6 separate regions of the Mus musculus genome follow, and all the other regions are linked to region 2. Evidence: chromatin loops called from intact Hi-C (ENCODE). Cell type or tissue: heart. All regions are shown on one strand. Region 1 has its middle 23 kb from the start of Slc16a2. Region 2 holds the start of Gm53059 (predicted gene, 53059). Region 3 has its middle 9.7 kb from the start of Rlim. Region 4 holds the start of Ftx (Ftx transcript, Xist regulator (non-protein coding)). Region 5 has its middle 67 kb from the start of Rlim. Region 6 holds the start of Slc16a2 (solute carrier family 16 (monocarboxylic acid transporters), member 2).

Region 1 (5,000 bases), 150 kb before region 2:
TGAAGGTTGACTCTTTTTGGGGCTTTAGCCAGGATCTTAAATAAAGAGCTTTTGTTTTATCTTTAAGTGTGTGGAGTGATTTCTATAACAATGTAAGTGATAGGGAGCTGGAGAGATGGCTCAGCAGTTAAGAGTTCAAATCCCAGCAACTACATGGTGGCTCATAACCATCCATAATTAGATCTGGCACACTCTTCTGGTGTGTCTGAAGACAGCTACAGTGTACTTAGATATAATAATAAATAAATCTTTAAAAAACAATGTAAATGATAATAGATCCTGAAAAAGGACTCAGAAATCATTTTAATGAGGTACTTAACACGTACCACAAAGTAGTACAGTATTATTCAAACATGGATTTAGATTTGTTGTCAAGAAAAAAGCTAAGAGGTAGAAGACAACACTTTTTTAATCTTCACATATGAACTTTGTATTGTAATTGATTTATAACTCTGCCTTAGCTTTCACATCCTATGTATGTAGAACCTATAAGCTAACCCAAGGTGAAAAGTTTGGATGTTCTTAGAGCATCTAAGAATGTGTCCTATTCTATGCGTGTATGTAGCTGTATTGCTTCTCTGATTGCATAAGAGATTTTCAAAATCATTTCTATACATATCTACTGCCCCAACTTCTTTTATGGACATTTTACATCTGTCTTTTATTGTTGTTTTGAATCTTCTCTGCTGTCCTATCATTATTCCCAAGGATACAGCAGTCTTTAACTACTGTTAAGAACAGCCTCTCCCTCAAGGACACTCAAGGTCTGTGAATATTCTGAGTCACACAAAACAAAGAAAAGCCTTTGTGCCAGTTCTTGAGGGAGCCTGCAGACAGGTTGAGGCCCATACTGTAATTTTTTGACAGTAAGGTTTGAATTGCTCAGGCAAGAACAACTTGTGTCAGTGATGATTTAGGGCACCGCCACATGGTGAACAGGTGTTTGAAAACAGCACAATACTGACTTATCATAAAGCAACATTTATTTTCTTCATGGAGGGACAGCTGGAACTGGGAGCATTGGCTGGGTGGGGGAGGTTGATGTGGAAAGGCTAGTTCAGTCAAATCTCTTGGAACCTATAGGGATGACCCTAGTGAGAACTTCTAGTAATGGGGGAATATGGAATCTAAACTGATCATCTTTTGTAGCCAGGCATGGCTTCCAGTGGCGGGACTGGGCTGCATTTTGTTTAGTTACTGGCCTGGGGGCACCCATAGAGATACCTAAACAACCTGGCCTGATACTAAGTTGCTCTCTGAAAACTGACAGCAGGGGTGCGGATGGAGGTGGGGGTGGGATGGGGTGGGGACAGGATTGCTGAGGACAACATCCACACAGCTCATTGAACTTAGAGTCGTCAAGCTGCTGCCTGCACAGATCCTTCAACCCCTATGTTCTAGTTTCTTTGGCAAGTGCAGGTACTCTGCAGGCTACAGAAAGAGAAACCTGGACACCAACCCAGCCACAAAATTCTGTCCTGCCTGCAAGATGTGCTGGGGCAATGGTGATGCAGAACTTGTGAGAGTGGCCAACTGATGTCTGATTTAACTTGATGAAAAAGCCTCAAGAAAGAGCCCATGCCAGACTCTACCAGGATGGCCAGGAATAGGAGAGTGAATAGCCCAGAAACCTAGGGTAGAACCAGTTATGACTGGCAAACAAACAAACAAACAAACAAACAGCAGCAACAACAAAAACAATGAAATGATTCCTAATGATACTCGGCTAAGCTCATACATCGGTGGCTTGATTGCTTGTTTATTGGAGATCTGCTCTTTTCTGAAGGAAAACTGGAGGGGGGTGAGTCTGGGAGAAAGGGGAGGTTGGGGGAGCTGGGCGGAGTGGAGCTAGGGGAATCTGTGATTAGGATGTATAATAATGGAGGAGAATCTATTTTCAATAAAAAATAAATTAAAATACAGCAAAAACTTATTAGCTTCATCGACTTCTTTCCCCTTATGCCTCCAACCTTCCACCAATCCACACTCTCTTAGACTTGGTGAGAAACACGGTTACTTTGAAACTGGAAGCCCTGCATGGATGGCAAGCCATGAAAAAAAGAACACTCTATCCATATCCATGACCACCAGGTGGCAGCTAGATGCTGGAGACTATTACCCTCAAGCACATCTTTAAGACTGACTTTGAGTGGAAGTTTCTTAATTTTTCTTTATAACCTTATCTTGGAGCCTGGAGTGGGCTACAGAAGAACAGGCAGATCTTCAAATTGACTGATGTAAACAGAATCATCCAGTTACTTCTCAGGCCAAAAGAATACTCAATAAATTCAGGGGTTGTTTTCTAGGGGAGAGCTGGGTCAGGGTCATACTATAGCACTTTGTAGCCCAGGTTAGACTTAAGCTCCTGACCATCTTGCCTCAGTCTTCTGAGTGCTAGTGTTATAAATATAGCAACCACAGCTAGCAAGATCTACTAGTTTTGATATAAAGCCTTGACTATTGCCCCTAGGGGACCTTGGAAACAATCTAGGGGGAAACTTTTGAATGTTTAAATGCTATATGGAGGATGTATTTAGGATGTAGATGTTTTCTTTACATTAAAACTGCAACCTTAGATCATGTACCAGCCCAGTGTGGTGATTTCCCCAGAACCTTGTCTAGTTGAGCCATCTCCACAATGCCAAGCAGCACACATTGTGTCTAAGAGCCATAAGTGCTCTTGACTGTTGAGCTATCTATCTCTCCAGCCCCCAACCTGTGTCTTTTGATTAAAAAGTTAAGGACATTAATAGTTAATGTTGTTGTTTTAAAGGAGGATGTTGATTGCCCTCTTGTTTTTGCTGCTTTTGTACTTAGTCTCAATGTATAGTCTGGTAATTATAGTTTTGTTTGTTTTCTTTCTGTTGCCTCTTCACTATTATTACTCCCCTCTTTAGTCTGAAACATACTTCTAGTACTCTCTGTCTTGCTGGTTTGATGGACATGAATTCTCAGGACTATTTGTATGATGGAAAGTTTTTCTTTCTTCTTCAACTATGGCCGGTAGATTTATGGAGTACAATAGTCTAGGTTGGCATCTAGGGTCTTTTAGAAATTGGAGTACATTGCTTCAGGTCCTTCAGGCTTTAAGTGTCCATGGAGAAGTCAGCTGTTATGCTGATGGCTTTTCCTTTGTGTGTGACTTGTAATTTTTCTTTTGCAGTTTTCAATGTTCTCTCCTTGTTCTGTATATTCAGCATTTTAAATATAGTACACCATGGGAAGCTTCATTTTGGGTCCTGTCTAATTGGTGTCCGATGTGCTTCTTGTATCTGTCTTGTATCATATCATGAATAGTATCTTTGAGTTGTTATTGCTGTGATGAAAAACCATGACCAAAACAACTTGGAAAAGAAAGGGCTTATATAACTTATGCTCCCACATCAAAGAAAATCAGGACAAGAACCCAAACAGGCAGGAACCTGGAGGCAGGAGCTGATGCAGAGGCCATGGAGGAGGATGCTTACTGGTTTGCATTCCATAACTTGCTCAGCCTGCTTTCTTATAGAACCCAGGACCACCAGCCAGGGATGGCACCACCTTCAATGGGCTGGGCCCTCCAACATCAAGAAAATGCTCTACAGGCTTTCTTACAGCCTGATCTTATGTAGGTGTTTTCCTTAATTCAAGTTAACTCCTCTCATATGATTTTAGCTTGTATGAGGTTGACATAAAACTACCCAGCACAGAGATGTCTGTCCTTAATTTGGGGAAGTTTTCTTCCACTATCACGCTGAAAATCTGATCTGTGTCTTCAACCTGTGATTCTTTTATGCCTATAATTTGTGGATTGAATTTTTATACTGTCTCAAAGTTCCTGCATATTTCTTTCATGTGTTTTACATTTTTTCATAATCTTTGATTGAACAATTCAAGTCCTCTACTTTATCTTCAAGTCCTGATAATCTGTCTTTTACTTGATCCATTTTACTTGTTAGGTTTCCCATAAATTTTCTGAGTTATTGAGTTTTTTTTTATTGCATGTTTATTTTTCTTTGAGTTTTTTTAAGTGTAGTAGATTGAGTGAGTACAACCCTCATATGCTCACATGTTTAAATTCTTGGTCCCCAGTTGATAACACTGCATGAGAAAAGTTAAAAGGTATGCTACTGATGGAGATTTGTCCTTGGGAGACAGCTTTGAGGTTTCAAAAGACCCATGCCATTTCCAGTGTCCTCTTAATCTTTCCACTACTATGAGTATGCATGGGCACATTTGTGTGTGAGTGTGTGTGTGTGTGTGTGTGTGTGTGTGAGCGCGCGCGCATGCTATCATTTAAGATGTAATCAACAGGAATAATAAATAAATAAATAAATAAATAAATAAATAAACAAACAAGCAAACAAACACCTGAAAATTCTAGGGGGAAAAAAAGGAGCAAACACAGAAGTAATCGGCAGGAAATAATCAAACTCAGGGCTGAAATCAATAAATTAGAAACAAAGAGCTGGTTCTTTGAGAAAATCAACAAGATAGATAAACCCTTAGCCAACCTAACAGCCAGAGAGACAGTATCCGAATTAACAAAATCAGAAATGAAAAGGGAGCTGTAACAACAGACACTGAGGAAATTCAAAGAATCATTAAGTCTTACTTCAAAAGCCTGCACTCTTGAAAATTGAAAAATCTAAAGGAAATGAATGATTTTCTAAATAGATACCATTTACCAAAGTTAATCATGACCAGGTGAACTATTTAAATAGTTTTATAATCCCTATGGAAATAGAAGCAGTCAATTCAAGTCTCCCAACCAAAAACAAGCCCAGGAACAGATGGTTTTGGCACATAAACCTACTAGATTTTCAAAGAAGCGCTAATACCACTGCTCCTCAAACGACTCCACAAAATAGAAACAGAAGGAACATTATTGAACTCATTTTCTGAGGCCACAGTCACCCTGATACCTAAACTACACAAAGACACAACAAAGAAAGAGAACTTCAGGCCAATTTCTCTTATAAACATGAATGCAAAAATACTCAATAAAATACTTGCAAACT
Region 2 (5,000 bases):
GAGGGGCTCCAAAGAATACAATGGTCCCCACACATGAGTTTTTCCGTTACTAACAGGCAGCTGGGGCATAGTTGGCCTCTGATGTTTCATTCAAGGCCAAAGTCCTGAGCCCCCCTCTGCTGGTCCCAATCCAGCTCTTATCAACTCCCCAAAGGAAAACCCATTGGTTCTTGGCTCTGAGGACAGGAAGGGGTGGAGTCACTGTCCTGTCAACTCAAGCATCTATGGAACAGGAGAAGCTGGGCCCCAGGAGCCCTGCGACTCCCAGGAGAGGCCATTGAAAATACTGAAGCAACAATGCTTCCACTTCCATTTCTCCTTACCCCACCCCCTCCAGGCCACTTAGGGGGTAGGGGGCAGAATAAGTGTGCAGGGCCTCCTTTGTTGCTCATGGCTGGACAGCTCTAAAGAGTCAGGCTGCCACTCACTTCTCTCCAGATGATGGAAAGACATTCACAGGTCCCAGATCTGCCCATTCAGGTGTCACCTAACATTGGCAGGGTGTCAATTTACTTTTTTATTTTTCACAAATGCGTGTGTGCACGTGTGGGCTTGTGTGCTTTCCGAGAGAATGTTGTTTGGCCAAAGCAGCACAGTATTAATATTTAGAGTAGGAAGCAGCCTCTTAGGTACCACAGTTAAAAACTAAGAGAACGAACAAAATTTCAGAGCTTGAGACCTGGGACATTTAAATCCTCAAGGGGTTTGGAACAAAATAAACAGATCTAAATGTCTGGTTTGAGTGTGTACATTGTCTACAAGGGCGTAATAGTTTTAACCTGATCAACAGCAGGAAATTTAGCTTCCCAGGTGAAGTTTCATTCCAAACAGTATTTCTGCCTGGTTCTCTGTGCTCTGGGGAAGCTGACGGTGGAAGAGAGAAACTGAGGGAAAACTGTTTCAGATGGAAATTTTGTATGGTCCCCTTTAATGGGAAAAGTGGTTACTTCACAAGATGAGAACATCTTACTGGCTGAGTTAGAATGGAGGCCCTGTCAAGGCTAGGCTACCACCTCAAGAGAAAGGTGACACACTGCAAATTCACAAATACAATGGACCGCCATCTGTCCTCCTTTATTTTATTGCTGGGCTACTTAATGATGTTAGAATAGCTCAGTTACACAACCCCACAGGCACAGTCTGGAACAAAAGGGGATACATGAGAGAGACAAGACTGTCGAAGCCAAGAGCGACCCTAAAGTCACTTTTTATCTCGATCTGAAATGGGGAATCTCCATGAGGCTTAGGAAGGGGCTCTTACAGATCCACAGTTCATCAGTGACAAGGAAAGCTAAGGACTTGTCCACTTCATTCACTATGTAGCGTGTTCATTTCCAAAGGAGTATCAGCGGGAAAACTAAAAGTTGAGCAAATTTTCACTTTCAGCACACTCCTTCTCCACCATTATCCTCCCTCCTAAGCAGCTCGGAACCCTGGTACCCTCCCTCCCGGCCACTCTAGACCTTTCTGACGCCTTGGCCTTAGAAACCTGACTCCACCAAGTGTTCTTCCACTCCCAACCACCCAAAAGGTACAAATAAAATGCAGCTCCCTCTGTCCCTGGACTAGACAGAGAAGGAACAAAGACAAAGAACTGGTTTCCTTTGAGAAAGGATGCTTTACCACCCAGCTCTTGACTATTCTTGTTTCTCCTTGCTCAGTGCAGACACCCTTGGGTTGCTGGCCTCCTCGCCTCCTCCCACTAAGGCTAATTACTCTGTCTCAATGCCAGACCCCAAGCTCTCTCACCCAAGATCCTCTGCCCGTTCTGTGCCTCCTCCAGACCCCCGCCCCGCCCCTCCTCCCGCCCCCAGGGCTCAGTCTGTGTTTGATCACTAAGAATCATTAGATTTCAAAGCTGTAGAATCCCATAATTTTTTTATGAGCATATGCTCTTCCCCCGGGGCCTTTTCATGTCTGAAAAGGCAACGAGCAGCTCCCTACGACTTCTCCACAGAAACAGAGCAGGCCAGCTGACAGGGATTACAATTTCCAGTGTCTGACAGCTGGTACCAGAAGAGAGTGGGCGCTGCTCAAAACAAGAAGCTTAAAGCAAGTTGTGAAATTCTGATAAGCTAAAACAGCAGTAGTAAAGAGCTCAGGAGAAAAAAAAAAAAAAAGAACGGGGGGAGGGGGGCGGACGGGGGGGGGGGGCGGAGAAGGGTTGAATACCTTCTTCCCTTCTAAGGGGTGAGGAAGTTGTGCTTCAAAATGGCTTTAGATGCTTGCCTTTCAGCTCTCTCTAGCGGTCACCAGACACACGGCTTCATGGCTGGATTTTCTGGTCATATCAGTGTCAGCAGTGTTGCAGTGTTTCCTAGAGACCTGCTGTGTGTCTGGCACGCTGCAGAGCCAGAGAACTTAAGGCATGAAAGGAATAGAATGAGACACAATGATTAAGACACAGAAGGAATTTGTTCTATCATCTTTGCAAAGGAGGACATCTTTCCTTCTCAGAGTCGGTGTGGCCTGTTACATACCAATACTGGCGCCAAAATTTAGTCCTCTCCGGGACAGGAAAGGGCCCACCACGCCCCCACCCAGACCGAGGCGCCCCACGCCCTCCCTCTCCACTCCCTGCTTCAGACCTCCGGGGCCAATCGCCCGGAAGAACTACCCGCGCCTCAGCGTCGGTTTCCTGCTGAGTCCCAGTCGGATAAAATTAGCCCATTGCTCTCCTCTGACAAGTGTTGGAGCCACAGTAAAGCGGGGGAGGGGCGGAGCCGAGCCGGATGCTCACCGCCAGGCTCCCTCCCCGCTGCCCATCCGCACCACCTGTCGCGTGCGCTCGAGGGCCGCAGCCTCCCGACTGCCCAACTGACCCGCGGGGCGACCCTCGCCCTGCTCTCCTTCCCCACCACACCCACCCCGTGCGTTCCCTCAGTGGCCAGTAGCACAGAGCCAGGGCTGCACGTTGCTCTGTGACATCGCCCCTGAGCCCTGCACCCTGGGACCATCTAGTTGTGCAGGCAGCGCAGGGGACGCGGCTAGGGCTGCGTCCTAGTCTCGGGCAAAACGGGAGGCGGGACATTGACTCCGGCTGCTCGGCAGACCTGGGTCCTCTCCCCAGTCCTGGAGAGATGACAAGCCTTGAGTCGTACCAGGGAGGGGCATCTACTCTCCAGCTCCTCCTGGGGGAAGAGAGTCCAGGAGCAGCCCCACACCTCAGCCCTGTGGGCACACAGCAGCTGCCACAGGTCCCAGCTCCGCTCCTCCAAGGTGATCCGCCTCCTCCACCCTGCCCACCACCGCCCCTGCCATCTCCACTAATATTTGCGGTGACCACGGTGCCCCACACCCTGTATCTCCAGCCCTCGTTGTGATCCTGGATGGGTCTTCGGAGAACCCCTTCCAACGCGTCTGCTCCGGTCACCACGCAGGGTGCTAAATGGACACTGCAAGCAAAGGGCCTGAATATGAGTCTCGGCTGAAAGTTCCAAGTCTCCTGCCAGGGACAGCCATCGTCCTCCATGCATTCCTCACCTTACCTGCAATTCAGGCAGGCCCCATGCCCTCTCCATCCAGGTCTGCCCGGCGGCCTGCTTCTGCTAAGACTGGAAGACCTAGCCTTCAGTCACTCCACTGCAGCCTCAACTGTCCCAGAGGGCGTGGGGCGCCTCGGTCTGGGTGGGGGCGTGGTGGGCCCTTTCCTGTCCCGATAGTTGGATAGTTGGAGCATTTCCACAACTCAGGACAGATCCTTCCTAAATTCCCTCAGAAAGTGAGCAACAGCCAGCTGCTCTGAAGTCCCTGAGAGTAAACAGAACTTGCCTGGCTGGGGACCCCTCTTCCAAAGGTAGTACTGAGCCTTGGCAAGTGGGGAGTCACATGTTGCCCTGAAGATAGGCCCTTTTCCCTCTTCTCCTCACTACACATTCCTCCACTAAATCACCACTGACCTGCTCCCTTCAGCCTAGCAGAAGTGACTCCTCAGACACCCCCAACTGCCCCACACTTACCAGGTGTGGGCTCTCCGGAAAGTCCAACTTTTCAGCTTGCTTCTGTCTTGGGCAAAGTCAGTGCTGCCTCCCAGACTGTTCAGCCAGATGTCGGCTGCTTTGTTAGTGCTCAGGCAAGTGCTCCCTTTTTCCTTAGTAACCAAACATGGATCCCTCCTCCCTGTGTGGACAGAGGTTCCCTTTCATGGGAACTAAAGCTCCTTCACCCGTAGACAGGCATTCACAGTTCACACAGTCCTCCCACATCACACTGGATCCTCCACCTATCCTGGGAGACAGCAGCTCTTAGGCCCAATTTACAGGTGGAAAAGCTGAGGCCCAGAATGGGTAGTGAATGTCAGTCAGGTCCTGGACATCCTCTCCTAAGTTCTTGCACCCTATCTCACAGAACATAAGCAAATCCCCTGACTTCCCAGAAAGCCTACGTCCTGCTTCTTGAGTCAGCACCTGCTTCGGCCCTGCCTTCTCAATGCCCCTGAGAAGGCTCTGGACCAGTTCAGTACCCTGGCAAAACTATGGAAGCATGGAGAGTAATAAGAGCTAAGCTAGATTCTGTGTCTTGTATGGCTTGGTATTGACTACCTCATAGGCAACTCACGAATGAAACACTGACAGACGCTGAAGACATAACAGATACACATACAGAAAAGCTGGAATGGGGTGGGCTTTGCTCACTCTAATGGGGAGGAGACACCCATGAACTACTGGGAAATTCAGCCAGTTAACTATGTTCAGCACAAGGAGAAGATTAGTACAGTGAGTACAGGCAGTGGGCTGAGGGGAGCTCTGCAGTCAGGCTATCTACGGAGGATGTGTCTTTCAAATATGCTCATTTTATTCGCATAAACATTCCTTACAATACCATGCTAATAGAAATGTTAGACAGACAGACATCTCACCAGGCAGGGACCAGTTAGTGGGTCAGAAAATGCTGCTGCAGTGTTCCACTGGGGAGTCTTCAGAAGCACTGCAGGCTCAATTCATGACTGCAGTTACGTCCTTCAGCTGTGACAGGCCCAGAGAGATGGCACTGGTGGCGGT
Region 3 (5,000 bases), 300 kb before region 2:
CATGCAGAGCCATTCTGCTCCTCCCTGCTTGCTCATCCATCAGCCATCACATCAACCACCCCGATCTGGGAGAGCTTGAAGTCCAAACCCAGAGTCTGAACCAGAACACCATGTAGGAATTCTCAGTTCACTGACATACCAGACTGTTAGACATCCCATCTATTGTTGAACCCTGAGTTTTGTGGAGCTGGACCCAGAAGCCTAGTTAGAGATTTCCATAGCCAGTGCTGCCTTCATCATCTATCAGGTACTCCATCCACCATACAGATCTGGGACTCCATGGAGTCTGAATGAGAGTCTAAACCATAAGTTTAAGTAGGAACTTACAGAGCCAGTATAGCCCCTCCCAATGAATACCAGCTACCCGACCCATCACACTTTGCTGGGACCTCTTAGACTACAAAATCTGAGTCTGAATCTGAATTCCAGGAAGGAACTCCCAGAGTTATCCCACCATTCTTCCTAACTCTCAGGTACCCAACACACTTCTTGGCCCTGGGATATTGTAGAGTTTGATGCTGAACCCCAGTTAGAGATACCCAAAGGCAGATCCCCACCCACTGCTAAACTATTATCCAGCCTTACTACTTTGATCTGGAACCACTTGGAGACTGAATCCAGAACCTCAATGTAACCCCAACACTTGGAATCAAGCACTTTGAATATGTGTTTGTAAATGCTATTTTGAAGTCCTTACACTTCAAGGGCTCAAAGAGGATATAAATAAATGTCTAAATGAAAATGGTGAAAACATAGTTGAATGAAATAATAAATAAATAAAAATTTAAGATGTGAAAATAGAATGTAATAATAGACTCTTTGCCTTTAATCCCAGCACTCAGGAGACAGAGGCAGGCAGATTTCTGATTTCGAGGCCAGCCTGGTCTACAAAGTGAGTGCCAGGACAGCCAGGGCTATACAGAGAAACCCTGTCTCAAAACACCCCCAACCAAAAAAAAAAAAAAAAGAAAAAAAAGAAAAAAGAAAAAAGAAAGAAAGAAAGAAAGAAAGAAAGAAAGAAAGAAAGAAAGAAAAAAGAAAAAAGTAGATATGAAATAAAAATCAAAAATAAATCTTAGGACATTCCAGATCTGGTGGTGCACAACTTTAGTCTCAGAACTTGGGAGACAGAGGCAGGATGATCTCTGTGAGTTATAGGCCAGCCTGATCTACATAGCAAATTCCCAGAGAGGGTGTCTCGATAGATAGATAGATAGATAGATAGATAGATAGATAGATAGATAATGAGATCAAAGGAAAACCTCATTAACAAGCTGGATTGAGTGGAAGAGAAAATATCAGACCTGATTTCCCTTTGACTTTTATATGTTATCCAGTTGTCTCTCCCAGTACTCAATATAGAAACCTAGTGGAAATTCTCTGGAATCTATGAGGGTGACCCTAGTGAAGACTTCTAGTAATGCGGGATATGGAGTCTAAACTGGCCATCTTTTATAACCAAGCAAGGGACTGCGACATCAACCCAGACACCAAACCTTCGACCTACAATCTATCCTGCCCGCAAAACGCGCTGGGGTAAAGGTGAGGTAGAACTTGAGGGGAGTGACCAGCCAATGACTGGTCCAACGTCAGACCAAGACCACAAGAGGGAGCCCACGCCTCATACTTCCTGGATGGCCAGGAACCAGAGGCAGGACAGCCTGAGACCCAGGATAGAACCGAACAGGACCAGCAAAAAATAAAAAAAGTCAATGAAATAATTCCTTATAATACTCTACTATACTCGTAGATCAGTGCCTAGCACAATTAGCAGCAGAGGGGTGTCATCCAGCAACTGGTGGAAGCCGATACAAAAGCCCACAGACAAATACTAGATGGAGCCATGGGAACCTCAGCATAAGAGAAGGAGGAAGGATTGTAGAAGTCAGAGCAGTTGAGGACACCAGGAAAGTATTACCCATAGAATCAACTAATCGGGCCTCATGGGAACTGAACAAAGAGCCTGTACAGGTCTGACCTAGGTCCTTTGCATATATGTTACGATTGAGTAGCTTGGCGTTCTTGTGAGACTCCGAACAGTGAGAGTTGGGGGTGTCTCTGACTTTTTTTGCCTGAGTTTGGGATCCTTTTCCTCCTACTGGGTTGCCTTACCCAGCTTTGATATGAGGGTTTGTGTCAAGTCTTGCTGAAACTTGATGTGCCATGTTTGGTGGATATCCCTGGGAAGCCTGCTGTTTTGATGTGCCATGTTTGGTGGATATCCCTGGGAAGCCTGCTGTTTTGATGTGCCATGTTTGGTGGATATCCCTGGGAAGCCTGCTGTTTTGATGTGCCATGTTTGGTGGATATCCCTGGGAAGCCTGCTGTTTTGATGTGCCATGTTTGGTGGATATCCCTGGGAAGCCTGCTGTTTTGATGTGCCATGTTTGGTGGATATCCCTGGGAAGCCTGCTGTTTTGATGTGCCATGTTTGGTGGATATCCCTGGGAAGCCTGCTGTTTTGATGTGCCATGTTTGGTGGATATCCCTGGGAAGCCTGCTGTTTTGATGTGCCATGTTTGGTGGATATCCCTGGGAAGCCTGCTGTTTTCTGAAGGGAAACACAAGAGGAGTGGATCTGAGGGCAAGGAATGGTCGGGAGAGGGACTAGGAAGAGTGGATGGAAGGGAAACAGAGGTGGGAATGTCATGTACAAGAGAATAATTTTTTTTAAATAAGCAAATAATTTAAATAGGTTCATAATAGCTAATGAGATATTTTTAAAAAATAGATTTTTGAAAAACTCTCCCAACTGAAAAAGGCCAGAGTGGGATGCATTTAACACAGAATTCCATCTGATTTTTAACATTTTTATTTATTTACCTATTTATTTAATGTATGAGTGTTATTCTGAATATACACCTGCATGCCAGAAGAGGGCACCAGATCCCCAGTCATGAGTCACCATGTGATTGCTGGAAATTGAACTCAGGACCTCTGGAAGAGCAGTCAGTGCTCTTAACCGCTGAGTCATCTCACCAGCCCCTCCATCAGACTTTCAAATAAGCCCTAATGGCAATACTCCTCAATGTTATGCAAAACACAAAACAAAAAACATTTCTAAAGTCTTTCTATGAAGCCATAATTACCCTGATACCAAAACCGGAAAAAAAAGACTCAGTAAAAAGAAAGAAAGAAAAAGTATAGACCAAAACATTTTATGAACACGGATGTAATGCAATCTAAATTCAAGAGCACATCGAAAGGATTATTCATTTGCTCAAGCTCATCCCAGAGATTCAGGGATGGTTCAATATATGCAAATCAGTAAACATAATCCACTACATAAACATACTGAAAGACAGGAACCACATGATCAGATGCAGGAAAGGCCTTTGACAAAATCCAAAACCTCTTCATGATGAAAGTGTTAGAGAAGCTAGGGATACAGGAATATAAGTCAATATAATAAAGGCAGTTTACAAGACCAGGGCCAGCATCATTCTAAATGAAAAGGATTCCTACTGAAACCAGGAACAAGACAAGGATATCTCCTATCTTCATACCTGTGCGGTATAGTGCTTGAAGTGTTGTCTAAAGCTATAAAACAAGAGCGAGAGAGCAAAGGCCCCAAAAGGAAGTATTTGGGATCAAAGAAACTATGCAGACAGTATATTATACCTAAACGACCCTAAAGATTCCACCAGTGAACTTCTATACCTGATAAACACCTTCGGTAAAATAGCAGGATACAAAATTAACACACAAAAATCAGTAATTTTCATACACACATATATATACACAATGACAAACATACTAAGAAATAAATAGGAAAAATAATATTATTCAAATTTTACACTAAGCAGGGGGAAAGCTTATATAATAATGGATCCATAACATTGAGAAGACATTGAATAAGACACTAGAAGATGGAAAGACTCACTATGTTTGTAGATTGGTAGGACCAATATTGTAAAAATGGCCGTCTCACGTTAATCTATAGATGATGCAATACCCCATCAAAATCCCAACACAATTCTTCACAGAAATTGAAACAACAATCTTAAGCTTCTTATGGAAACAAAAACCATCTGTTAGCCAAAACAATCCCGAACAATACAACAGCTGCTAGAAAGTCTCATCATTTCTGTTTTTAAGCTGTACTGACGAGCTTTAGTAATAAAATCAGCATAGTATTGTCATAAATACAGACACATTGATCAGTGGAATGGAACTGAGAACAGAGACCTAATTCCAACACCTACAGACACCTAATTTTTGACAAAGTAGCCCAAAGTGCATGCTGTAGAGAAAACAGCATCTTCACCAAAGATGCTGGTCAAATTGGATAGCTGCATGTGGAAAAACGAACCTAGATTCTTTTGGGAGGGTTGGTTTTTCAAGCCAGGGGTTCTGTGTGTAGCCTTGGCTATCCTAGAACTTGCTCTGTAGAGCAGGCTGGCCTCATACTCACAGAGATCAGCCTGCTTCTGCCTCCTGAATGCTGGGATTAAAGGTGTATGCCACCACAGCCCGGTTCCCCATTTGTTTCTTTAGGAAATTTCTTAAATTTGAATTTACTTGGCTAAATGATATGAGGAAAAAGCAGAGATCTTGGGTTTTTTTTTTTTAACTTAGAGACTGAGAGGACTGCAAGAAGGCCTGGCCAGACATCTCAAGTGAGATTTTTGTCTCAGAGCGTCTTTAGAGTGAAAACAGGGAATTGGGGGAAGGGTCATTTGGGAGATGTTACGTGCGCTGATACACACTTGTAATTCAAGTACAGGAGAGGCAGAAATGAAAAGATCCTGAGGTTCACTGGCCAGCCAATCTAGCCTAATTGATGAGCCTCAGACCAAGAGAGGTTATGTGTCAAAGGATATAGATGGTTTTCCTGACAATGACACCTAAGGATGGTCTTGTGGGCTTCATGTGCACATGAGACGTGTATGAACACAACACTAAAAAGGAGACTGTGCTGTGTTGGTGGGATGGTTCAAGGGGTAAAGCCATTGGAAGGCCGAGACATAATATATAATATACATGTATATATTATTGTA
Region 4 (5,000 bases), 70 kb after region 2:
CCTTCCTTCCTTCCTTCCTTCCTTCCTTCCTTCCTTCCTTCCTTCCTTCCTTCCTTCTTTCCTCTCTCTCTCTCCCTCTCTCTCGCTCTCTCTCGCTCTTTCTTTCTTTCTTTCTTTCTTTCTTTCTTTCTTTCTTTCTTTCTTTCTTTCTTTCTTTCTTTCTGGTGAAGGGGATCAAATGCAAGACCTTGTGTATGATAAACAAATGTTTTATCACTGAGCTACATCCCTAACCCCAGCAAATTTATTTAAATTATAATTTGTGTGTATATATGTGCATACAGGTGTGTGTGTGTGTGTGTGTGTGTGTGTGTGTGGTTACGTGTATTCATGTGTGGATGTGTGTGCGTGTGTGTGTGTCTGTGTCTGTGTCTATGTATGTGTCTGTGTATGCTGTGTGCAGAGGCCAGACTTTGACTTTAGATGTCAAAACAACATCTTTTCACTTCATTCTTTTTATTTTTTTCAAACAGTGCCACTCAATGAACCTAAAGCTCGTTGAATCTACTTGTCTTAGGCTCAGTCCTCTGCCAGCCGGGGATCCCAGGCATTCTCCTCGGGGCCTCCTTGGCTTGGCTTTCTTTCTTTCTAGCAAATAGGTTTCTTTGGGACTTTTTTGGTAAATTAATGGTTCCAAGTGCTATAATCAATTCCTTTGAATAGGAGACAATAACCAAGTCAAAAGAACAAACGCTTGTTAATTATCAGAAAAGTTTACGGCCATCTGGTGTGCTGATAGAGCACAGAGAATAATTTTTATAACTAACTCAACAAACTCCTTCCACTCTTCTCAGGCTAAGTCATTAGGCAGGTCCAATCTTACATGTCATGTAGGTCTTACATGTCATGCAGCTCTCTACTGCTGACATTTGTCTTCTCTCAACAACAACAACAAAAAACATGAATAGGTTCATCTCTGTTTTATATCCTGACTATTTTCAAGTTTATCAGGCAAGCCTAGCTGTTAGTAATTTGTACTCTAAAGTTGTCGTTTTTTAATGCTTAGTCTTTTTGTTTATTTGGGTTTTTTTTTGTAGTATTTTTTTTTTTTTTTTGTATTTTTTGTTTTTTTGCTTTTCCAGACAGGGTTTCTCTGTGTTAGCTCTGGCTGTCCTGGAACTCACTTTGTAGACCAGGCTGGCCTTGAACTCAGAAATCCGCCTGTCTCTGCCTCCCAAGTGCTGGGATTAAAGGGGTGCGCCACCACCGCCCAGTGAGACAGAGTCTTATTGTGTAGCCCTGGCTATCCTGGAACTCACTCTGTAGACCAGGCTGGCCTAAACTCACAGAGATCATGTGCCTCTGCCTCCTGAGTGCTGGGATTGAAGGCACTGCACATTGCTTCCTTTTTTTTTTTTTTTTTTTTTGAAATAGGATTTCATTCTATAGCTCAGGCTGGCATGAAATTTACTATGCAGCCTAAGTTGACTTCAAATCATTGATCCTGCCAGGCAGTGATGGCGCATGCCTTTAATCCCAGCACTTGGTAGGTAGAGGCAGGCAGATTTCTGAGTTCGAGGCCAGCCTGGTCTACTGAGTGAGTCTGAGTCCCAGGACAGCCAGGGCTATACAGTGAAACCCTGTCTCAGAAAAAAAATATCATTGATCCTTCGGCCTCATTTCCCAAGTGCTGGGATTACAGGATCACAAACACAAAACCACTGAACTTAGGTGCTATATCCCCTGCCCCAAAGCTGTTTTTTGTGTCTGTCTGTCTTTCTTTCTTTCTTTCTTTCTTTCTTTCTTTCTTTCTTTCTTTCTTTCTTTCTTTCTTTCTTCCTTCCTTCCTTCCTTCCTTCCTTCCTTCCTTCCTTTCTTCCTTTCTTTCTTTCTTTCTTTCTTTCTTTCTTTCTTTCTTTCTTTCTTTCTTTCTTTCTTTCTTTCTTTCTTTCTTCCTGTCTATGTCTGTCTTTTTCTTTCTTTCTTAGATTTATTTATCTATTATATATAAGTACACTGTAACTGTCTTCAGACACACTAGTAGAGGGTGTCAGATCTCATTACAGATGGGGTTGTGAGCCACCATGTGGTTGCTGGAAATTGAACTCAGGACCTCTGGAAGAGCAATCAGTACTCTTAAGTGCTGAGCCATCTCTCCAGTCTCTCTCTCTCTCTCTGTCTCTCTCTGTCTCTGTTTCTCTGTCTTTCTATGGTCAGGGTGTTATATATCCCAGGTTTGCCTTGAACTTTCTATGTAGCTGAAGATGACCTTGTATTTGATCATTCTCTCTATTTCTTGAATGCTGACATTACAGGTGTGTTTAAGTAGTACTGGGCATCTGAAGCCAGAGCTATGTCCAGGAAAATACTCTCCCAACTGAGCCACATCCTCAAACCCTAAACTACAATTGTTCCTATCTCTTATAATTAAAAATATCAGAGAAATTAAATTCTAGGAAAGAGATATCTTGGAAATTTAGAGATGATTTCTAACATTTCTATTTATGTTTACAGTTTGTCAGATGAACAAATATGTTGTTTCCCCTGGTGGCAATCAAGAAAAACTCTCTTACATGGAATCTTCAGATGGAACTAAGCTTGTTTTACAAGAAAAATTGTTTGAACTTTATTTTGTTTTTTGTTTTTAAAGATCTATTTACTTTTACTTATATAAGTACACTGAACTGTCTTCAGACACACACCAGAAGAATGCATCAGAGTCCTTTACAGATGGTTGTGAGTCACCAAGTGGTTGCTGGGAATTGAACTCAGGACCTCTGGAAGAGCAGTCAGTGCTTTTGACGTCTGAGCCATCTCTCCAGACCTAGTTTGGAGCTTGTAAGTACAGCCTGTTAATTCTGCATGAGTACAACTTTGTTCGAGATGTGAGCTAACACTTTTGTAGTGAACTCCAGGTAAACTTAGCTTAAAGGCTTCTTTCATTGCTCAAATTGGGCTGAAAAGAGCTTTTCCATCACACTCCCTTCCCCCTCAAAGAAAAAGCTCTTTCAGAAACCAGGGAGGGAATTGTCAAAGTGGGGATGTCTTACTAAAGCTGAAACATCAGAGGGGTTTTTTATGCATGTTACCTATATGTCCATTAGGTGTCGCAATATATCCAATGGCCCTGCCTTCTACTTCTATTCTGCTCATGATATTGTTTCAGATGCAGGCATGGGACTGCTTTTCCTTTTCTCCTCCTCCTCCTCCTCCTCGACCTCCTTCCCTTCTTCCTCCTCCTTTTTTCTTCTTTGTCTTCCTCCTCCCCTCCCCCACTCTTTTTTACTTGTATGGTTCTGGTGCTTTGATGCTCTACATGAAAATTCACAATTCAATGCAATGATAGATAGACAGGCAGGAGCCAGTCGGATGATCTCTCAAGATCCAGGGCTGAATAAGAAGGGGGAGTGGATCTTAAGGAGACCCTTAAAACTCAAGATTCTCCACAGGAAACAACATGCTGAGAGTGAAAATAGCCTGCCCCAAGAGTTCTGGTTCCAGGTATTAGAAAAAGACTTTTTCTTCAGGCTTTGTAACTTGGGCCCACAATTAAATCTACATACGTATATTTCCATTCCCCCAACCCCCCGGATCGGTGGAGGCTATTTTTTTTTCCTTCAGGATCTTTTGTGGTCCAAGCTGACCTAGAATTTGTCATGGAGGTGAGGTTGTCTATAAATCGCTGGAATTACAGGCACTTATCACCATGCCAGTGGTTGGTTGGTTGGTTTGTTAGTTTGTTTGTTTTCGAAACACTTGGAATATTGGGTACATCAGGAAATATGAGGGGGCCTAGCAGAGCTCCAGAGAAGCAGAGAAGGTCAAGAATTGTAGGGTGAGCCAGAAAGGGAATAATAACAGTAGTGAGATGTGATGGTAAATTAAAAAGGATGGGGACTTATTGATTAGAAAAGGGGCTGAGGAAAGGATGGGTGGTGGACGCCGGTATGAGCAGAGGTAGGAAAAGAAGTGTGGGCTAGGGACCTGAGTACTGGACTCAGTGGGCTGCTGTAAGTTGTAGAGGGGCGCTCTGAGGAGAGGGAGGAGCGCGGCGCATGCGTTGCAGCACAGCGCAGCGCTCCTGGAGAGGCTGTGGGTTCGTGGCATCCGCGCCGCGGCCGCAAGTATAGCAGGTTTCGTACCTGGTGTTCATCGCCGTTAAGTCATCGCTGCTGCCACCCAGGCACGGCTCTCTATGCCGCCGCTCCCTCCACCCTCTAGGCACTGCCTGCCGTAAGAATTTTAACTGCGACACTCGCTTCAGCAGGAGGTAAAGGAACGACGAAGGACGAAAATGTAACATGGAGGGCGGAGGAGGGAACTTGTGTCAGGGAGATCCTTAATTTGTGCATTTTCTCCTTTGAGGGGAGGGAGAACTGGAGGCCAGTACGAATCCCCAGCCCTCCAAAAGGATGTTGCGCATTACTTAATATTATGAAAGATTTTTAGACTTCTCTAAGCAGGTTTAAGGCACCTGAGCATCACTGTTTTGTTTGACATCTATTTAAAACAAAACAAAAAAAACTTTCGAGTTCTTCATTTGTTAAGGGTGAATCAAATGGATGAGTCTTTAGGATTAGGCTTCATCCGCTTTTTGTTTTCCTTGGGGGTGAGTGAATGTAGTTTGAGACTGACAGCAGCAGGCCTCGAACTCGCGGCCGTTCTCCTGCTTAAACTGGGATTACAGGCGTAAATCACCACGCCGGACTCTGATTCAGTGGTTTTAGGTTGGAGGGTTTTTAACTGTATTAAGGAATCCGTCTACCAAGTAGCCTCTCCCTTAGGCTGCTGACGGATTCCATCTGGGTTTGGGATATGCTTTATCGCCTACGACGTTTTTTTAATTCCATGTGTAACTTAGTTTATCACAGTTAATCCTGTTAAGGATTGTTGTTAATGATATGGTTTAGACACTGGGGCATAACTTTGGCGAGAAACACGTGCAGATGCACCCGGCATGAATATATATACATATATATGCGCATATATGTATATATATTCTTCACAGAGTTATCTCACCAGAGTAGCAGAACGCAGTGGCCACAGAGATTATATATATA
Region 5 (5,000 bases), 220 kb before region 2:
TGAGGGATTATCCTTTGGAGTTGAGCAAGGGAGATGTCAGGGAAGTGGGCATGAAGTTCCTTTATATTTGTGTGTGTCTGCGATGGAATTGGTCTGCTTGCTCAATGGAAGCTGTGAATGTTACTGTTGAGGCTGTTTGGTCAGCAAGAGCATTTCTCTCAGATATTGGACTTAGCAGTGGACTGTGAGATCTGACATGCTGGATGTAGATGAGGGAGTCTCTTTCCTGTAGGAGTGTGGAGACCTGGATGAGTAGAGTGGAAAGTGGGTTGGCATCTAGTTTGACAAAGGATCTTGACAGCCAGGGGAGCAAATTGACAGCATATACACTGTCTGAAAAGAGGTTATGAGGGCTCTTGACTTCTCATAGAGCTAAATAGATAGCATATAATTCTTTGTATTGGGGGGAGTGGTGGGGCAGTTCTCTGAATTTTAGGATAGGGGTTCATCCCAGGGGAGTAGTATGTTAAGCTGAAGCTCCCCTCTTTCCCCCATTAGTAGATAATGAGGGACTCCAACTATGGGCTTTTTTGAAAATAGTACTTGAGGGGCAGCCATCACAACAGAGCAAAGGCCCAGGTTTCAGCAGAATAATGGGTGTCAATTCGTCCTGGGAATCTTATTAAACTGACAGCAAAGTGGGAGTGATTTTTGATTAACATTAAATATTGGGGGGCTGGAGAGATAGCTCAGCATTTAAGAGCACTGTTTGCTCTTCCAGAGATCCTGAGTTCAAATCCCAGTAATCATATGAAGGCTCACAACCATCTGTAATGAGATCAGATGCCCTCTTCTGGTGTGTCTGAAGACAGCTACAGTGCACTCATATAAATAAAAAAATAAATAAATCTTTAAAAAAAAAAAGATCAGCAAGATTGTGCCAAAACTCATTTTAAAAAATTGAATATTGGAGAGTAGAAAAGGGGTTGACAAGAATGTCAGGTTCTTTTTCTAGTGTTTGTAGGGTTCTGTCCCTGACACTTTTAATTATACTAATGAGTGCATCCACCTCATTTAAAATTCAAGGTGCACCACCCATTGGGGTGTGGAGCCATTCCAACACATCCTGGGGTTGGTAAAGGGCTCCCACAGGAGTACAGGAGGAATTAAAGATAAAGAGCTGTATGGGTATTGTTGGGTCATACCAAGCAAGAGTCATCTTTTAAGGCTGCATTGACAGCCTTGGATTGCTTCAGGGGGACAGTGTTCTTGGTGAGGAGGGCCTTTTATCTCCTTTTATAAGGTTAAAGAAAGGTTGAGTGGAGCTTGTGGAAAGGGGGAGCCAGGGTTGAAGCCAGTTAAGGTTACCCAAAAAGCTCTGGACGGAGGCGAGAGTTAATTTTTGAGGTAAGAAAAGAGTGGATATGAGGGGGCTTATTGAAGTAAAGGAGATCTTTGTATCTGAAATGCAATGGGCAGAATAAGTTGAATTTTATGAAGGGCTATTTTGAGTCCTAGGGCAGATATAGAAAGTATTAGCTGTTCCTTAAGTTGGGAGGCAGAGGTGGAAGAGTCCCCCCAAACTAAACTATTGTCCATGTAATGATAGATATTGAGTCCTTTGTCTAAATAGGGTTTTAATGCAGTAGCTGCAGCCTCCTGACAAGTGGTTGGACTGTTAGCCATTCCCTGTGGGAGAACAGTCCATTCATATTGTGAGGCTGGGCCAGAGATGTTAATGTGGGGGGGGGGGGGGTAACGGAGAATGCAAAGTGTTTGCAGTCTCAGGGGTGGAGAGGGATGGAAAAAAGCAGTCTTTTATGTCTATTGCTAACAGGGGGACATTGGCAGAGATGGCTGAGACACAGGGCAGCCCTCCTTGAGGAGAGTCCCAGACTCGCTTGGTTTTGTTAATTGCCCCTGTAATAGTCTCTATACCCCTGAGCTCTTTTCTTTTATAGCAAACACAGGGTGTTCCATGGACTGTGGGAGGGGTGGATGTGTTGTGGTGGAAGCGGTTTTTCTATCAGCTGTGTGAGGACTTTAAACTTCTCCCTTGATAGAAGCAACCGTGGGACCCAGATGGCTTCACTAGAGAACCAATCAAGGTAGGGGTATCAAATCTAACAGTGGCCCCCTAGAATTGGGGGTGATTTGGGTACAACTTTATAGGTAATGTCCTCTATCTTGATGTGGTCTCTTTCTGATTGGATGATAAGCACTACCTCTAGGGCTTGAAAGACATTATCTTTCTAGAAGACTGGTGGCTGCTTGAGCCACTAGGGGGCGTATGAGGCCGGTAGCTCCATCAGGGTCCTCCCACATTACAAGCCTGTTTAGTGATAAATGCATGAGAAGTTCCAAATGCATCAGCGGTTCCCCCTATGCCTAGGAGCTGGGACCCAGGGATCAGTTGCCAGTCTCATGAGATCTCATGTCTTCAAATTGTCTTGTCTGCTCCAGTATCAATAAGGAACATGAATGGCTTATATCTATTTTAATGGTTAATTTTGGGTGGGGGCCTTCTGAGATGCTGGACACCCATAAGGCTTCTATGGACTCGGGCTGAGGGCTGCATCCTTTGAAGTTTAAAGGCTCCAATGGCTTACATCCTTATCATATATGGAGGTACAATATCTTTTCCAGTGGAGACCTTTCCTGAAACAGAGGTGGACGGGGGGGGGGGGGGCAAATTTTCTTAGGGGGATTAGGATCTATTATGGGAAGGGAGTTTTGTGGGCATTCATTTCTTCAGTGTTCCGTCTCTCCACATTTGAAGCAGATTCCTTCCATTTTTACTGCTGCCACAAATGCCTGAGCCACGGATGTGATGTGGTGTGATGTGGTTCCTATATCTTGAGTTGTCACAATCCTCCTATTGTGATGCTCCTCCCAGAGACCCTGGCAAGCTAATCTGGATTCAGGAGTCATGCCTTCCCATACAATGGTTTTAAGAAGGAGATCTCTGGCTGTGGGGCTGGGGATTTTTCTTTCTAGGCCCATTCTAGTTCTGAGAATAAAATCTGATAGGGGGTTCTCCAGGCTGAGAACCCAGGGAGACTGAGAAAGCAGGGAGGATGCTGGGTCTTCTGTATCTGAGAGTGGGGTGAGCCTGTCCCAAGTTTGGGTTGCAGAGGTGACCTGTTCATAATACCATGCTGGCTGTGTTGCCTGCTGTGCTCCAGTGGAAAAGTCTTCCTGGCCAGAGCTCATCCAAACCCCATGGGGTGTCGCCTCAGTCCCGATTTTATCTGACCTGTTGGCGACATCCATCTTGAAATAGGGCCTCCCACTTTGGGCCGGGCAGGGAGGAGCAGCAAATATCTCTCCAATCTTGGGGCATGTTTAGTTTGGCAATATGGCTCTGTAGGAGAGATTTTGTCCAGGGTGCTTGGATAACATCCTCCTTCACTGCCTGCCTGAGTTCTATTAAGTCTGAGGCTGGAATGGATAGCAGTTGAGCGGTTTAGTTAGATTAGGGTTAATATTAGTGGAAATGCTAGAGTATTTTGGGATTCTAGTTCTGTATTGTAGTTCTGGGTAGCATGGGAGGTGGGGTTTGTTTTTGCAAGGGAGTTACGAAAATTACAGAGTTGTTGTTTGGGATAAGGGACTATGGAGTTTGGCGGGGTTTTGTCTAAGTGTTTTGTAGGTCTTTGGCTTTTGTGGCTAGGGAGAGGATAGGAGAGACCTCTCTCTGGTTGGGTGGGGGAAGGTGGAGTAGGGGGAACGGCCAGTGGAAGCTTTTTTTCTTTTCTTTTCTTTTTTTTTTACTACATATTTTCCTCAATTACATTTCCAATGCTATCCCAAAAGTCCCCCATACCCTCCCCCCAACTCCCCTACCCACCCATTCCCACTTTTTGACCCTGGCGTTCCCCTGTACTGGGGTATATAAAGTTTGTGTGTCCAATGGGCCTCTCTTTCCAGTGATGGCCGACTAGGTCATCTTTTGATACATATGCAGCTAAAGACAAGAGCTCCCGGGTACTGGTTAGTTCATAATGTTATTCCACCTATAGGGTTGCAGATCCCTTTAGCTCCTTGGGTATTTTCTCTAGCTCCTCCATTGGGGGCCGTGTGACCCATCCATTAGCTGACTGTGAGCATCCACTTCTGTGTTTGCTAGGCCCCAGCGTAGTCTCAAAAGAGACAGCCATATCTAGGTCCTTTCAGCAAAATCTTGCTAGTGTATGTAATGGTGTCAGCATTTGGAAGCTGATTATGGGATGGGTCCCCGGATATGGCAGTCTCTAGATGGTCCATCCTTTCGTCACAGCTCCAAACTTTGTCTCTGTAACTCCTTCCATGGGTGTTTTGTTCCCAATTCTAAGAAAGGGCAAAGTGTCCACACTTTGGTCTTTATTCTTCTTGAGTTTCATGCGTTTAGCAAATTGTATCTTGTATCTTGGGTATCCTAAGTTTCTGGGCTAATATCCACTTATCAGTGAGTACATATCATGTGAGTTCTTTTGTGATTGGGTTACCTCACTCAGGATGATGCCCTCCAGGTCCAACCATTTGGCTAGGAATTTCATAAATTCATTCTTTTTAAGAGCTGAGTAGTATTCCATTGTGTAAATGTACCACATTTTCTGTATCCATTCCTCTGTTGAGGGGCATCTGGGTTCTTTCCAGCTTCTGGCTATTATAAATAAGGCTGCTATGAACATAGTGGAGCATGGCTTTTTTGCTTTTCTAATGGAATCCTGTCATTGGGCGCCAAAAGGAGGAGCAGGAGGAACAGGAGGAACAGGAGGAGCAGGAGGAGCAGGAGCAGGAGGAGCAGGAGGAGCAGGAGGAGCAGGAGGAGGAGGAGGAGCAGGAGGAACAGGAGGAGCAGGAGGAGCAGGAGGAGCAGGAGCAGGAGGAGCAGGAGGAGCAGGAGCAGGAGGAGCAGGAGGAGCAGGAGGAGCAGGAGGAACAGGAGGAGCAGGAGGAGCAGAAGGAGGAGGAGCAGGAGGAGCAGGAGGAGCAGAAGGAGTAGCAGGAGGAGCAGGAGGAGCAGGAGGAGCAGGAGGAGCAGGAGGAGCAGGAGGAGGAGGAGCAGGAGGAGCAGG
Region 6 (5,000 bases), 130 kb before region 2:
TGACATTATGTATGCAGAGGGCCTAGCACGGTGCTAGGTTTACAGGAGAACCTCAGTGAGTCCTGCCATGCCTCCACCCTCTGCATTCTCATTCCGGTGATCTCAAAACCCATTCAAACCAAAAGGGAAATAGAATTTAGATAGCTGGAATCAAAATGACGTACAGAAATTTATGATTTTACTCAGTTCTGGGACTGGAACAAAACTCTTTTTAGGGTTTCAGTCAGGTTCTTTGCAAGTAGATACCAAGTCTAGAGCTGTCCTAGAGGACAGCTGGTAATGTGAACGATGGATCCCCTGGCTGGAAAGCAAACCTTTAGCCTCAGCACTCAGCATGTCGATGGTTTCTCATTCCTCATGGCTGAAGCATTGTGGAGTTTTATTAAAATGCAAGTGTTCTCTGGGAGAAGCGTCATACATATTAAGTTTTTGGCCTGATTAACTTTCACTTTCCTCTCTCTATGAGTAGAGTCCTTCTGTGTCTCTGTATCTTGGGATCAGGGCAGGCTCTAAAGCAGGAAACCACCTCCAAGCCACCTGTTAAAAACTCCACTCCATATCCAAAGCCCACGTTGTACATAACTTACCCCAGAACCCTGTCATGGCTTAGCTAGGTAATAGCTTTCCTCATCTCAGCAACAAGTTCTACACTCCTGTGTTAGATCGGGGAGGGGGGGGCTTCTGGCTTTTCTGTGTGAAGACTTGCCTTAAAGTTTACTTTTTATTTGCCTTCCTTCATGACCTTAAAGTAATAAATGACTGATCTGAGTTGTGGTTCAGTTTGGAGGCCACAAGAAGCAAGTGATAAGGTTTGCTACTTGTCAATAAGAGAGCTGCTCTATTCATTTACACAATGCCTATTTTGTGGACTGGCGTGACCGTGTGATCTGTGAATTTGCTTGCTTTTTCATGGAACCACAAGCCACAGGACATCCCTGTCCTGCCTGCCACCCAATTGTGCTTAAAGACTGTGTTCATTGGCATCAGATGGAGCCCAGGCGCCTTGAGCTGCGTTTCCAGCCAGCAGGCAGTTTCACCTAGCAGAAAGGTTAATCAGATTCCAGGTAAAAATGGAACTGGGGTTCACCCTCTTTGCTAGTGCAGCACAGACCCTTAGGGGAGGCAGAGTTGCTTGGAATCACCAAGTAGGTGAGAGTTGAGCTGGTACATTGTGGCTCACCAGCAAGGCAGAGTCCCCTTCCCCCAAACTTTCCCTTACTGAGTCTTGGGCATTCCATGGGACTCTGAGGTTACTGCCTGAAGTGTGGGTGTGAGAGAGATGGTGTTGGAAAGATATCCCTCTGCACTCTTAAAAGCAGAGGTCCAGGCCCAAGGGTCCAGCCTGATCAGGATGTCAGGAGCTGTGCTGCCCTTGACTAAAGTGGCAGCTAGATCTGGACCCCATTTCTTTCATATATATATGTATATTCTTTTATTATTATTATTAGGTATTTATTTCATTTACATTTCCAGTGCTATCCCACAAGTCCCCCACACCCTCCCACACCCACTCCCCTACCCACCCACTCCCACCTCTTGGCCCTGGCGTTCCCCTGTACTGGGGCATATAAGGTCTGCACGACCAATGGGCCTCTCTTTCCACTGATGGCCGACCAGGCCATCTTCTGATACATATGCAGTTAGAGACACGAGCTCTGGGGGGGTACTGGTTAGTTCATATTGTTGTTCCACCTATAGGGTTGCAGATCCCCCCAGCTCCCTGGGTACTTCCTCCAGCTCCTCCATTGGGGGCCCTGTGATCCATCCAATAGCTGACTGTGAGCATCCACTTCTGTGTTTGCTAGGCCCTGGCATAGTCTCACAAGAGACAGCTATATCAGGGTCCTTTTAGCAAAATCTTGCTAGTGTATGCAATGGTGTCAGCGTTTGTAGGCTGATTATGGGATGGATCCCCGGGTATGACAGTCTAATGAATTTATGAAATTCCTAGGCAAATGGATGGACCTGGAGGGCATCATCCTGAGTGAGGTAACTCAATCACAAAAGAACTCACATGATATGTACTCACTGATAAGTGGATATTAGCCCAGAAACTTAGAATACCCAAGATATAAGATACAATTTGCAAAACACATGAAGAACGAAGACCAAGGTGTGGATACTTTGCCCCTTCTTGGAATTGGGAGCAAGGCACCCATGGAAGGAGCTACAGAGACAGAGTTTGGAGCTGAGACGAAAGGATGGACCCCATTTCTTGCTCTCTGGAACAGAGAAGCAAGAATAACCTGAACTGTGTTCTGCGTCCCGCCGGGGCATGGGCCGGGCACCCTCTGGTGCTTTCGTGCCTCCCTCCTTTCCTGGCCCGGCCCCTGGCCCAGAGTCTGCCCTGGCCAAGTCTAGACCCGGCCCTCTGTGGCTCCTCTGGGCTCCAGGTTGGCGCAAACAAAGCCCTGATTGACTGCCCGGAGGGGCGGGCCCCGCTGCGCCTCCTCCCCTCAGTCCCGCCAGGGATTTGCCGGGAAGCGCGGGGGTAGGGGGTAGGGGGTAGGGGGTAGGGGGAGACTCTGAGGGGTGCGTGGGTCTGTGGGTGTCTAAGTTCCAGGCTTGAGAAGATTGTGCCCACCCTCTGTCCCAGGCTGCACTCTCTAGGTCACCGGTCTCCAGTCCAAGTGGGAACACAGGGACTCCCGAGAACAGGGTGGGGTCTGTCACGGACCAGCTCTAGTCTTGGGGTTCCCAGGACCAATCTAGCTGCAAGTTGCTTGAAAGCAAGAGGGAGTGGACTCAAGGAGCAGGCAGGGTCTTCCTTCGAGGCTAGAGGTTGATCTGTGGGTTCTGGGACCTGCGGGGAGGAGAAGGTAGGGTAAAAGGGTAGTTTCTGCTCCGTTTGCTAATTTAATTCGTCTTCCAAGCCATCTGAACAAGAATAGGAGTCAGTAATTTGAAAAGGGAGTTTGGGGCGGCAGCAAGGCTAGAGTAGGTAGGCGAGTAAGAGGAGGAAGGGCTGGGGAGAAGAGCGAGGTTGTAGCGGCTGCCTGTTGAGGAAGAGGTGGGAGGGAGGAGGAGGGGGAGGAGAGAGAGATGACGTGGGGAGACGAGGAGGGGGGTTGGACGGGGGAGGAGAAGGAGAGGGCTTGAGGGGACCGTCTGTCGCGGGACAGGCTGGCCAGCTCGGGCGCTGGGAGGAGGAGGAGGCAGGGTCTCAGGCAGCCGCGGCGGCAGTGCTCGGAGCGGCAGGAGCAGTAGCAGCAGAAACAAGTACCAGCCAGACAACAGCTCCTCCGGCAAGCCACAGTCAGTCCCCTAGCCGCGATGGCGCTGCCAAGCCCGGCGAGCGAGGAAGCTGAGGGGCCCTGTCAGGAGGCAAACCAGGAATATCAGGAGCCGGTGTGTAGTCCTGTGCCCGAGCCGGAGCCAGAGCCGGAGCCCGAACCGGAGCCTGACCCCGAGCCGGTGCCAGTGCCCCCGCCCGAGCCTCAGCCTGAGCCCGAGCCCCAGCCCCTACCCGATCCTGCACCCCTGCCGGAGCTGGGCTTTGAGGCTGAGCCAGTGCAAGAACCCGAGCCCACGCCCACTGTGGAAACCCGAGGCACCGCGCGTGGCTTTCAGCCTCCCGAAGGTGGCTTCGGCTGGATAGTGGTGTTTGCAGCCACCTGGTGCAACGGCTCCATCTTCGGCATCCATAACTCTGTTGGTATCCTCTACTCCATGCTACTAGAGGAGGAAAAAGAGAAAAATCGCCAAGTGGAGTTCCAAGCAGGTGAGTGGCCCACGTGCCCCACCTGGCATTGTGGACAAGGGCGTCCGCCCCCACCGTCATCCCCATACCTGTTGGTCTAAAGCGCCCTTTCGAATCGCCTTTCTCACTCCTTCTTGCTAGGGCATGGGTTGCAGGGCTATAGGCAGCCTGAGCAATGGAGACCTAGGCTGAAGTGGTCCCGGGAGGTGAAAACTGGAGCATTCATTGCTTACAGGCGAGCAATGAACTTTTTGCCCTGGGACAAATCCAGACTCACCTTTTAGATTGTTTAAAGTACTTTGCCCGTGTGTGCTGGGGAAAATATTTGGAGGATTTGGGGGCGGGAGCGGGAAGCGAAGTCATGTAGACAGGACAGTAGGAAGGTTGAAAGGGCTCAGAGATAAACACCGAACAACGGGTCCCCGCAGCAGCCCCTGCTCCTTTTGGGGATCAGAGCGGTTTTCTGTCAAAACCCACTTTCAGGAATCCTGATGACTCTTCGCTCAGAGTCAACACATGGCAGGCGTGTGTGTCGCCGGAGAGAAAGGGAGGAGTGTAGTGGGGAGGGGGGGTGCGCGCGTCTCTGCCTGCTGTGGGTACGGCCCAGTCAGGCCGTTCGATCGCCTGCCGTTCCCGGGGAGCAAGCGGCTCAATGTGCACTGGAAGCCAGCCTCAAAGGAGGCAGGAAGACTGGATACAGAATGGGTCCTGCAACTCAGTCCGCACCTCAGTCCGCACCTCAGCTGCGCGGTTTCTAGGGCCCCACACCTCTGTTATCGGATGGGGGCTTCTTTCTCCCTGAAGTTAAAATGTTGACCCATCATTCCAGCTTTGGCTTGGGACTGACTCGGGCATCCCTAAGACTTGGCAGGGTTGGAGACATAGCCCTCACCTTACAGGCACGTGGTTGTGTGCAGACTCCCTAGCACGGAGACCCTCCAGTGACCTCCGGAAACTCAGGCTGTTCGCTCTGCAGAAATCCCTCAGCTGTTCTGTTGAGAGGTTTCTGGACTTAGCCGGGAGCTTGAGATATCCTTTCATGAAAATCTGGCTCCCTCCCTGAGCTGTTAGGATAGCTGGAAGTGTGCACACCATCTACTCAAGTTCCCTACTTGGGAAAAAAGTGTAAAACATAGTGTTCCCTTGGAGTTCTGGGGGTCCTCTCTTGCTAACCACCAAAAGAGGGTCCTTTTGGACGATCAAATGAAATCGAAACCTTGAATTCTGGGATGCCCACTGTGGATTACTTTTAGACATGCCCTCCCTCAATCAAGGAGGTGTGTTGTTTGCAGCTTTGCTG

Evidence for each region. Hi-C counts contacts between places; a loop is a spot of excess contacts. Peaks named below come from ENCODE experiments on the same cell type or tissue, not always from the same donor. Only the 100,000 strongest peaks of a DNase experiment are listed, where the experiment ranks them.
Region 1: a loop joins it to region 2, with 10 times the contacts of the local background. A loop is called at or near these places in 14 of 42 quality-filtered maps.
Region 3: a loop joins it to region 2, with 2.6 times the contacts of the local background. A loop is called at or near these places in 3 of 42 quality-filtered maps.
Region 4: a loop joins it to region 2, with 2.4 times the contacts of the local background. A loop is called at or near these places in 2 of 42 quality-filtered maps.
Region 5: a loop joins it to region 2, with 7 times the contacts of the local background. A loop is called at or near these places in 9 of 42 quality-filtered maps.
Region 6: a loop joins it to region 2, with 5 times the contacts of the local background. A loop is called at or near these places in 10 of 42 quality-filtered maps.

Annotation. Positions count from the first base shown.
Region 1 is chrX:103,842,549-103,847,548 of GRCm38, reverse strand. No RefSeq gene overlaps it. Among named protein-coding and RNA genes, the nearest start is that of Slc16a2, 23 kb to the right of the region's middle. In heart, a CTCF peak has its summit at 2,097 (motif pointing right); no DNase peak of the experiment used is centred here; H3K27me3 peaks cover 1,188 bases.
Region 2 is chrX:103,693,148-103,698,147 of GRCm38, reverse strand. Slc16a2 (solute carrier family 16 (monocarboxylic acid transporters), member 2) reads left to right here. Exons shown (of 6, transcript NM_009197.2): 6 at 1-734. Gm53059 (predicted gene, 53059) reads right to left here and starts at 3,596. Exons shown (of 3, transcript NR_168947.2): 1 at 3,489-3,596; 2 at 2,173-2,360. In heart, a CTCF peak has its summit at 2,258; DNase peaks (open chromatin) are centred at 167, 2,297 and 2,637; H3K4me3 peaks cover 2,124 bases; H3K27ac peaks cover 2,180 bases; H3K27me3 peaks cover 4,173 bases.
Region 3 is chrX:103,988,506-103,993,505 of GRCm38, reverse strand. No RefSeq gene overlaps it. Among named protein-coding and RNA genes, the nearest start is that of Rlim, 9.7 kb to the right of the region's middle. In heart, CTCF peaks have their summits at 1,602 (motif pointing right) and 2,872 (motif pointing right); no DNase peak of the experiment used is centred here; H3K27me3 peaks cover 1,579 bases.
Region 4 is chrX:103,622,757-103,627,756 of GRCm38, reverse strand. Ftx (Ftx transcript, Xist regulator (non-protein coding)) reads left to right here and starts at 4,003. Exons shown (of 11, transcript NR_028381.1): 1 at 4,003-4,210. In heart, CTCF peaks have their summits at 3,040 and 4,920; a DNase peak (open chromatin) is centred at 4,026; H3K4me3 peaks cover 1,262 bases; H3K27ac peaks cover 1,077 bases.
Region 5 is chrX:103,912,238-103,917,237 of GRCm38, reverse strand. No RefSeq gene overlaps it. Among named protein-coding and RNA genes, the nearest start is that of Rlim, 67 kb to the left of the region's middle. In heart, a CTCF peak has its summit at 2,218 (motif pointing right); no DNase peak of the experiment used is centred here; H3K27me3 peaks cover 2,356 bases.
Region 6 is chrX:103,820,076-103,825,075 of GRCm38, reverse strand. Slc16a2 (solute carrier family 16 (monocarboxylic acid transporters), member 2) reads left to right here and starts at 3,088. Exons shown (of 6, transcript NM_009197.2): 1 at 3,088-3,721. The coding sequence starts at 3,274. In heart, no CTCF peak of the experiment used is centred here; DNase peaks (open chromatin) are centred at 2,435, 3,025 and 4,605; H3K4me3 peaks cover 2,699 bases; H3K27ac peaks cover 1,702 bases; H3K27me3 peaks cover 4,231 bases.